Linked DNA regions of Homo sapiens: region 2 is linked to region 1. A link is an interaction called in ENCODE POLR2A ChIA-PET data of the cell type or tissue named here. Cell type or tissue: CD4-positive, alpha-beta T cell. All regions are shown on one strand. Each heading gives the region's core, and the rest is flanking DNA. Links, peaks and the distances in the headings are about the cores only. Region 1 has its middle 28 kb from the start of ATP13A3-DT. Region 2 overlaps LSG1 (large 60S subunit nuclear export GTPase 1).

Region 1 (4,392 bases), core at 292-4,291:
TGTTCTATAACCCTGGGGCAGAGGGCAAGGAGTAGGTACAAGGGAGTGTGGGGGAATTTATCTTAAACAGGCTTGTTTACTTATGTTGACCAGGAACTGACTGTTGATCATCCGCGTGCATGATGTTGCCTGAAAAGGGAATGATAAATGTTAATTACCTGCAGGTTGTGTTGGCTCCAGGTTTTCGTCATTGTGCCTGCACTGAATAAAAGCAAGCAGCTCCAGCTCTCGGGCTGCTCTCTGGACACTAGAGCCAGGCAGTCGCCTAGCTGCTCTTACACTGCATACCTCTGTCTGAGTACTCATTTCATCTGTCAGCCAGGGTCTGCGGGACAGACCCAGCAATACATGCCCTGAAGACGGGGGTCCTGTCAGCATCACCTCTGGATCCCCAGGAATGCTGGTGCTGACACCAGGGTTTACCACCAGCTGGTAAAACTAGGGCAGCCTAAAAATGGGAACCCCTTCCAAGCCTTTTGTGAGGATTTACAGATGCAGAGCTGTGGTATGGAGCCCTTCGTAAAGTATCAAGTCAAATACAGATGCTCCTCGACTTAAGTTGGGGTTACGTCCACCGGCCATGGTGGCTCATGCCTGTAATCCCAACTATTAGGGAGGAGGAGGTGGGAGGATAGCTTGAGCCCAGAAGTTCGAGACCTGCCTGGGCAATACAGCAAGACGCCGTTCTCCACAGAAAGGAAAAAAAAAAGACAAAAAAAAAAAAAATAACCAAGCAAGTGTAAGATGGGGTTATATCCCTGTAAACCCATCATCAACTGAAAATATCATTAAGTCAGTCACCATTAACTCAGGGACTGTCTGTACAGGCATTGTTATTATTAGAGTAAGCACTTGATAAATGCTTAACAAACGAGTAAATAAATAGTGGTGTGGAAAAAAAAGAATGATGAGAATAAACGTCCCCGAGGCCAGGCGTGGTGGATCACGCCTATAATCTCAGCACTTTGGGAGACCGAGGTGGACAGATCACTTGAGGTCAGGAGTTCGAAACCAGCCTGGCCAACATGATGAAACCTCATTTCTACTAAAAATACAAAAATTAGCTGGGCATGGTGGTGTGAGCCTCTAGTCCCAGCTACTCGGGAGGTTGAGGCAGGAGAATCACTTGAACCTGGGAGGTGGAGGTTGCAGTGAGCCGAGAACGCACCATTGCACTCCAGCTTAGGTGAAAGAGTGAGACTCTGCCTCAAAAAAAAAAAAAAAAAGAGTAAGTGTCTCAGGAGTTTCAATTAGTGGGGGGGTGGGGGCAGTGAAGTAGAGTGATTGGAGGATGGTTGGGTTTGGACGGATTTGGAGATGTTGGCATATGGGAGTGGGGAACATTTCTAGGAAGGGAAAATTTACATTCGCATTCAGTTTAGCAACAAGCACTGTTTATTTGCAGCAACATTCTGGTCAGAGGAGTCCTCTAAGTAAGTTGGGAGAAACAGTACAAAGGTAACTAAATGATCACTAACACCAATTGTGTCACTTTGTGCTGAGTGACCTCCTTTAATCCTCGTGGCAGCCTCATGAGAGGGTATTATCACACTCAAGTAATAGAGGAGGGACGTGAGACACAGCAAAGCGCATAAACTTACCTGCAGGAGAGCGAGAGACAAACCACTGAAGAGCCTTTAATGCCCAAGTAGGAATTTGAACGACCACAGTCAGAAGGGAGGCACTGAAGAGACTTGAGCACAGGAGTGACATGGTCGTATGGGTGCTTCAGAGAAACGCAGTATTGTATAGCAGCTGGGAGTTTGGAGTTTGGCACCAGACCACTTGGTTCTTCTAAAATCCCAGTTCCGGCCAGGCGCGGTGGCTCACCCCTATAATCCCAGCACTTTGGGAGGCTGAGGCGGGCAGATCACCTGAGGTCAGGAGTTTGAGACCAGCCTGGCCAACATGGCGAAACCCTGTCTCTACTAAAAATACAAAAATTAGCCAGGTGTGGTGGTGTGTGCCTGTAATCCCAGCTACTTGGGAGGCTGAGGCAGGAGAATTGCTTGAACCCAGGAGGTGGAGGCTGCAGTGAGCCGAGATCACATTACTGCACTCCAGCCTGGGCGACAGAGCAAGACTCTGTCTCAATAATAATAATAATAATAATAATAATAAATAAGTTAAATAAATAAAATCCCAGTTCTGCTCCTTGCTTGCTGTGAGATCTTACAAATATTATTTAACTGCACTGAGCCTCAGTTTCTTCATCTATAAAATGCGGGTAATAAAGGCACCCAGCTTATGGGGTCTTTTAGAGGAATAAAGTAACACATGTAGAACACAGCACAGTGATGCCGTGTATGTGTATGACAATTGTAAGTTATCATGAATATGTTAGCTATCTACCGGGTGGCCTGGAGAGAGGTCAGAGGTAGGGGGCAGCAGCAGGCACAGACTGAAGGCAAGGGTGGAATAGAGAGTAAGATATTTTAAAGCAAGCCTCAATAGGAATCATTACTTGCACACGTGGGATAACAAAAATACCTAAGAATGACTCTCAGATTCCCAGTCTTTTCTTTTTTCTTTAAGTATTTGCCCTTTTCTTTTAGTTTCTCAAGATTCCCAATCTTTTTATTTATTATTATTATTTTTTGAGACGGAGCTTCACTCTTATTGCCCAGGCTTGAGTGCAGTGGCACAATCTCGGCTCACTGCAGCCTCTGCCTCCCAGGTTCAAGCGATTCTCCTGCCTCAGCCTACTGAGTAGCTGGGATTACAGGCATGCGCCATCATGCCCTGCTGGTTTGGTATTTTTAGTAGAGATGAGGTTTCATCATGTTGGCCAGGCTGGTCTCGAACTCCTGACCTCAGGGGATCTGCCCACCTCGGCCTCCCAAAGTGCTGGGATTACAGGTGTGAACCACTGCGCGCGGCCAAGATTCCCAATCTTATTCACTGAGAAGAAAAGGGCTTCTGTCCTTCCTGTAGAAGATAGATAGCCATAAAGGGGGGAGAAAAAGAAAAGGATGAGGGGGCTTCTGATAGAAACGCGAAAACTCGGAGAGAAGCTAGCTTTTTGGAGCAAGATCACACTTTGGGAGGATGTGTGTATGTGGGGTGGGGGTTGTCAAAAGGATCCTGGGTTCTATTGCCAGCTCTGCCACCAGTTGGCTGTGTCCCCTTGCCAAAAACCTCTTTCCTTTTCTGGACTTCAGTTTTTAGTCAGTGAAATTAAGCTTTTACACTTGAGATCTTAGAATTCTCTCCCAACTCAGATGTTCTCCAGTTTCACCTGATCACTGTATAGCACTTGAAAGGGAGGATAGTGCTAATAGCCTGGCTCTTAGGAGACTTCTTTGAAAAAAAGAAAAAGAAAGAAAGAAAGAAAAAAAGATTTTTAAAATTTATTTAATTTTAATTTCTTTTCTTTTTTCCTTTTTTGAGACAGAGTCTCACTGTCACTCAGGCTGGAGTGCAGTGATGTGATCTTGGCTCACTGCAACCTCTGCCTCCCAGGCTCAAGTGATCCTTCCACCTCAGCCTCCAGGTATCTGGGACTACAGGTGCACACCACCATGCCTGGCTAATTTTTGTATTTTTTGTAGAGATGGGGTTTTGCCATGTTGCCCAGGCTGGTCTCGAACATCTGAGCTCAAGTGAGCTGCCCACCTTGGCCTCTCAAAATTCTGGGATTATAGGCGAGAGTCACCGCACTCCGCCTGTAAAAGAAAAATTTAAAGTAGAAATGGAGGGGTTTCACTATGTTGCCCAGGCTAGTCTCAAACTCCTGGCCTCAAGTGATCCTCCTGCCTCAGCCTCCCAACACACTGGGATTACAGACACGAGCCATTGTGCCCAGCCCTTTTCTTGAGGTTCAAGGAGAGGTGATGGGAAGAGGCAGCAATATGAGAAGAGGAAACCTCCTTCTTCTTTTTTCCTGCTCCCTTAAATGTTGGACTTCAGGCCCTGCAAGAGACCCCTTGGCCAGGCTCTCCAAAACAACCCCTGCATGGATCCTCCCATCACTCAAGAGATTCTGGGAACTGGTGTCAGAGAAAGCCAAGTGCAATGTTGATTTTATTCAGCTGCACTCTCTTCCACTTGGTTGGTTCCTGACTGGGCTTTTGTTTTTCTACCAGATTAGAGAAGAAAGGAAGGTTGTTTTAAAAAGTTCACTATCCTTAGCAACAGTGAAACCAGAACACTTGGTGGTGGCTGGGGCCCAGCAGAGCCTGTGTTTACCCAGAGGGTGCACTTGGGGGTAGGAGGTGGAGCATCACCTGCCCAGGTGTGTGGCCTGGACGTGGCCTCAGGCAGGTGTTTAGCACCTTCCATTTAGCACAGCCTGAAGGAGAATGGGCACCCAGTCTTCTGGGAAGACCTGTATTTTGAAATAGAGTTTTACATAAAATAAAACAGAATAACCAGGGCTGAAGAATGCACGCG
Region 2 (4,392 bases), core at 280-4,279, 130 kb before region 1:
CTTCCGATACAACTGAAAATAATGTGAGTCTTTTAAGATGTTTCATCTAATGCTGCCTGATAAAATCAGAGTAAGGAAAAAGCCAGTTTGTAAAAGCAAATGACCACACGTACAATTTCTAAGTTCACTATCTGCAAGTCCATATAGAAGAAAATCTCTGACAGTAAATTTTCAAAGATATTGCCAGATTACTCTCATTTTACTTTGTATTTCTTTAAATACTAGTGAAGTTGAGCATCTTTCCAAATGTTTTGTGACCATTTATTTTTCTTCTGGGAATCACATTTTCCTATACATGGTTCTGTCTTAATGATTTGTAAAAGTTCTTTGTTATATGTGCTACACATTTTTTCCAATGTTAATTTATGGTTTCTTTGGCCCCAAAGAAGTTGACAATTTTAATAGACTATATTTTTCCTTTTTGGTTTGACTGGGTTTGGTGTTTTACTTGGGAAGGTCTTCTCCCTCCCAAAAAGATAAAACTATCTTCCTGTAATATTTACTTACTTTTTTAACATTTAGATTTTTAATCTGACGAAATTTATTGTTGTATATTGTGTAAATTAGGATTCTAACTATTTTCTTCGAAACTGGAAAAGCCAGTCGACAGCTAGTATGTGAGGGAACTGAGTTTTGAACGCAGCCTGTCTGCTGAAGCCGTGTTCTTAACCACCATGCTTCGCTGCTTTTCTAATTGAGTTAGTATTAAAGGGATCTTACTGGGGAAAAAAATGTAGGTACATCATTCAGTAAGAAAACTTCTCTGTTGCTTTCTGTTTTGCAAGTAGTATTGATAGCGTAGCATTCTCCTACAGGTAGCCTCCATGAATAAATGTTTAAAATAAGGAGGCTGGGTGTAGTGCCTCACGCTTGTAATCCCAGCACTTTGGGAGGCCGAAGTGGGTGGATCACCTGAGGTCAGGAGTTCAAGACCAGCCTGAACAACGTGGTGAAACCCCATCTCTACTAAAAATACAAAAAGTAGCCAGGCGTGGTGGCATGCGCCTGTAATCCCAGGTACTTGGGAGGCTGAGGCATCAGAATTGCTTGAACCTGGGAGGTGGAGGTTGCAGTGAGCCAAGATTGTGCCTCTGCACTCCAGCCTGGGCAACAGAACGAGACTCCATCTCAACAAAAAATAAAATAAAAATAAAATAAAGAGAAGAAATAACTGGAGTAGAGAGAAATCGAATTTGTCTTTCATAGCGTGGTGCTAGGTGGCATTTTTAGGATATCAGATATAAGTAAATATTCTCCTGGATTATCTAGTGTTTTTAATGCTAAACAATATATATTCTACAATGATACCTAATTTTTTAAAATCCAAGAGTAAGAATGCTTAGTAATAGAAGCTACATCACCTCAGTTGTCTTTGTTGTGATATTCTGTCATCTAAGATTTTGCAAAATTCTTTTCTCTCCACAGACATGCGAGGATTCATGACAGCGCATGGACAGCCAGACCAGCCTCGATCTGCGCGCTACATCCTGAAGGACTATGTCAGTGTAAGTGAACCCTGCCTCTCATGCTCTCCAATACACAAGTCTTTTCCACATTCTGCGTTCTTAGATAATGGTAACCTGTTCGATTATAAAGGAAATATTTTTTCATTGAAACTGGAGTTGTGTTCTTGATGTAGGGTAGTTAACATTATATGGATTATAGACATTACAAAAGATGGAGATCTCTGAACACCTATTATGAGTGAAAATCACCAATATATGCATCTGGCTTTTTTTGTCTCCTACAGCCCTTTGCTTGTTATGATTGCAACTATTGTCACAGTCTTCTTTGTAGTATAGCTGTTTATATGCCTATCTCTATATTTGCCTAGTAACGATAACAGCTAACATTTCTTGAAAGCTAACCCTGCTAGAAATAGTTCTGTTTTACGTGCGTCTTCTCAGTACAAATATGTAACAAGTCTGTGAGATTACTATTTCTCCTTTTCAAATGAGAACATGCTATTTGGGGGTTTCCCCATAGTAAAATGGAGATGAACAGGGCCTATCTCATGAGATTATTATGGGAAATAAATGAAAACTCTGTGTGTGTGTGTGTGTGTGTGTGTGTGTGTGTGTGTGTGTGTGTGTCTGTCTGTGTGTGTGTGTGTGTGTGTGTGTGTGTGTGTGTCTGTCTGTGTGTGTGTGTGTGTGTGTGTGTGTGTGTGTGTAGCACTAAGCTCAATGCCTGGCACATAATGAGCCCCCAGTAATTGTTATCTATTAAGTTTCTTTCCACAAATAAGCATTACAGGGCCCTGTTAATAACCAGTTGTGAGGATTTGGCTTTATTTCCTCCTCTTCTCAAGACCACATCGGTGGAGCTCTTGGAGCTCAGTGGCAACCATATGGGCTTGCCTTCAGTTCAGGAAGAAAGCAGTTCATGCTATTGGTATGGATAAGTCATGTATTCGTTTACCACTTACTGTGGAGGATGTAAAGATGAGGTAAAAATAGTCACAGCCTTCAGATCATTTATGATGGAAAGAGGCAGACTTGCACCCAGTGAGCAACTGCAACCCCACATACAGGAGTCGAGGAACTCTCCTGACTTTAACAGTCTAACCCGGCATTACCGTAACTGTCCAGTTATGTCTTGAGTTTTGTTTTGGAAAATATTCACCATAAGTATGATCATGTCCGTATACTGAAGAATACTTGAGTGGGAATGCAAACGAGAAAAGAAGAAAGAGATTTCATCCTAGTCTGGGGCGCCATGGGAAGAGCTAGGTCTCTAGAACACTTTGACCATTGATGTATTAGAAAAAGGACTCTTCAGCTGCAGTAGACCAAAACTCAACTCAGCTAACTTAACCAGAAGGCAGAAAGCTCCATCAGAGTGTGACTGGGTGGAGCTGTCTCCTCTGAGGCCACAGATGGCACTTAGGCTGCACTGTTGTCATTCATGTTGTCTTTGTAGGGTAAGCTGCTGTACTGCCATCCTCCTCCTGGAAGAGATCCTGTAACTTTTCAGCATCAACACCAGCGACTCCTAGAGAACAAAATGAACAGTGATGAAATAAAAATGCAGCTAGGCAGAAATAAAAAAGCAAAGCAGATTGAAAATATCGTTGACAAAACTTTTTTCCATCAAGTAAGTTTTAAAGCTTTTCTTAAACTTCTGATCCAACACTCTTTTTATAACAGCTTTATTGAGTATCACATGCCATAAACACATTTTATTAACCCCAAAAAGGGTTTAATAATTCCAAAAAGGGTTTAATAATTCCCAAAAGAAACCTTATTTATTTATTTATTTATTTATTTATTTATTTATTTATTTTTATTTTTTTTTTTTGAGACGGAGTCTCGCTCTGTCGCCCAGGCCGGACTGCGGACTGCAGTGGCGCAATCTTGGCTCACTGCAAGCTCCGCTTCCCGGGTTCACGCCATTCTCCTGCCTCAGCCTCCCGAGTAGCTGGGACTACAGGCGCCCGCCACCACGCCCGGCTAATTTTCTGTATTTTTAGTAGAGACGGGGTTTCACCTTGTTAGCCAGGATGGTCTCGATCTCCTGACCTCATGATCCACCCTCCTCGGCCTCCCAAAGTGCTGGGATTACAGGCGTGAGCCACCGCGCCCGGCCGAAACCTTATTTATTAGCAGTTACTGCCTGTCCCCTTTTTTCCCCCAGCCCCTGCCAACCAATAATCAATCTTTATGAACAGATTTGCCTGTTCTGGAGACTTCACGTGACTGGAATCATACTGTGTGCTCTTCGTGACAGGCTTCTTTCATTTAGCGTGGTATCTTAAACATTCATCCATGTTGTAGCCTGTGTCAGTATTTCAGTCCTTTTTATTACCGAATAATGTTTCATTGTATAGATATGCCACATTTTGTTTATCTATTTATCATTTGAGGGACGTTTGGGTTGTTTCCACTTTTTGGCTACTATGAATAATGGTGTAATGAACACTTGTGTACAGGTTTTTGTGGAGACATGGATTTCGTCTCTCTTGAGTATATACCTCGGCGTGGGGTTGCTGGGTTGTATTGCAACTCCATGTTTAACATTTGAGGTATTGCCAAACTTTCCAAACGTGGCTGTGCTGTTTTACATTACTCCCAGTGATGTAGGAGGTTTCTAATTGTCTCCTCATCCTTGTCAATGTTTATTATTTCCCATTTTTTTTTTATTTTAGCCATCCTAATACATGTGACGTATTGCATTATAGTTTTGATGAGTATTTCCCTAATTACTAGTGATGCTGAGCGTCATTTTATGTGCTCGTTGGCACATGTATATTTTCTTTAGAGAAATGTCTATTATTAAGTTGTAAGAGTTCTTTATATATTCTGGATACAAGTCCCATATCAGATTTATGATTTACAAATATTTGCACCCATTTAGTCAGTTGTCTTTTCTCTGAGCCAACACATTTGGTGA

What was found. Peaks named below come from ENCODE experiments on the same cell type or tissue, not always from the same donor. Only the 100,000 strongest peaks of a DNase experiment are listed, where the experiment ranks them.
Region 2: POLR2A ChIA-PET joins it to region 1 with 6 read pairs; 5 of 35 experiments call an interaction of 5 or more read pairs at or near these places.

Annotation. Positions count from the first base shown.
Region 1 is chr3:194,512,808-194,517,199 of GRCh38, reverse strand. No RefSeq gene overlaps it. Among named protein-coding and RNA genes, the nearest start is that of ATP13A3-DT, 28 kb to the right of the region's middle. In CD4-positive, alpha-beta T cell, for the core only: no CTCF peak of the experiment used is centred there; a DNase peak (open chromatin) is centred at 2,379.
Region 2 is chr3:194,643,277-194,647,668 of GRCh38, reverse strand. It overlaps LSG1 (large 60S subunit nuclear export GTPase 1), which reads left to right. Exons shown (of 14, transcript NM_018385.3): 12 at 1,426-1,505; 13 at 2,923-3,096. It overlaps TMEM44-AS2 (TMEM44 antisense RNA 2), which reads right to left. Exons shown (of 2, transcript NR_186047.1): 2 at 240-2,994. Among named protein-coding and RNA genes, the nearest start is that of TMEM44, 12 kb to the right of the region's middle. In CD4-positive, alpha-beta T cell, for the core only: no CTCF peak of the experiment used is centred there; no DNase peak of the experiment used is centred there.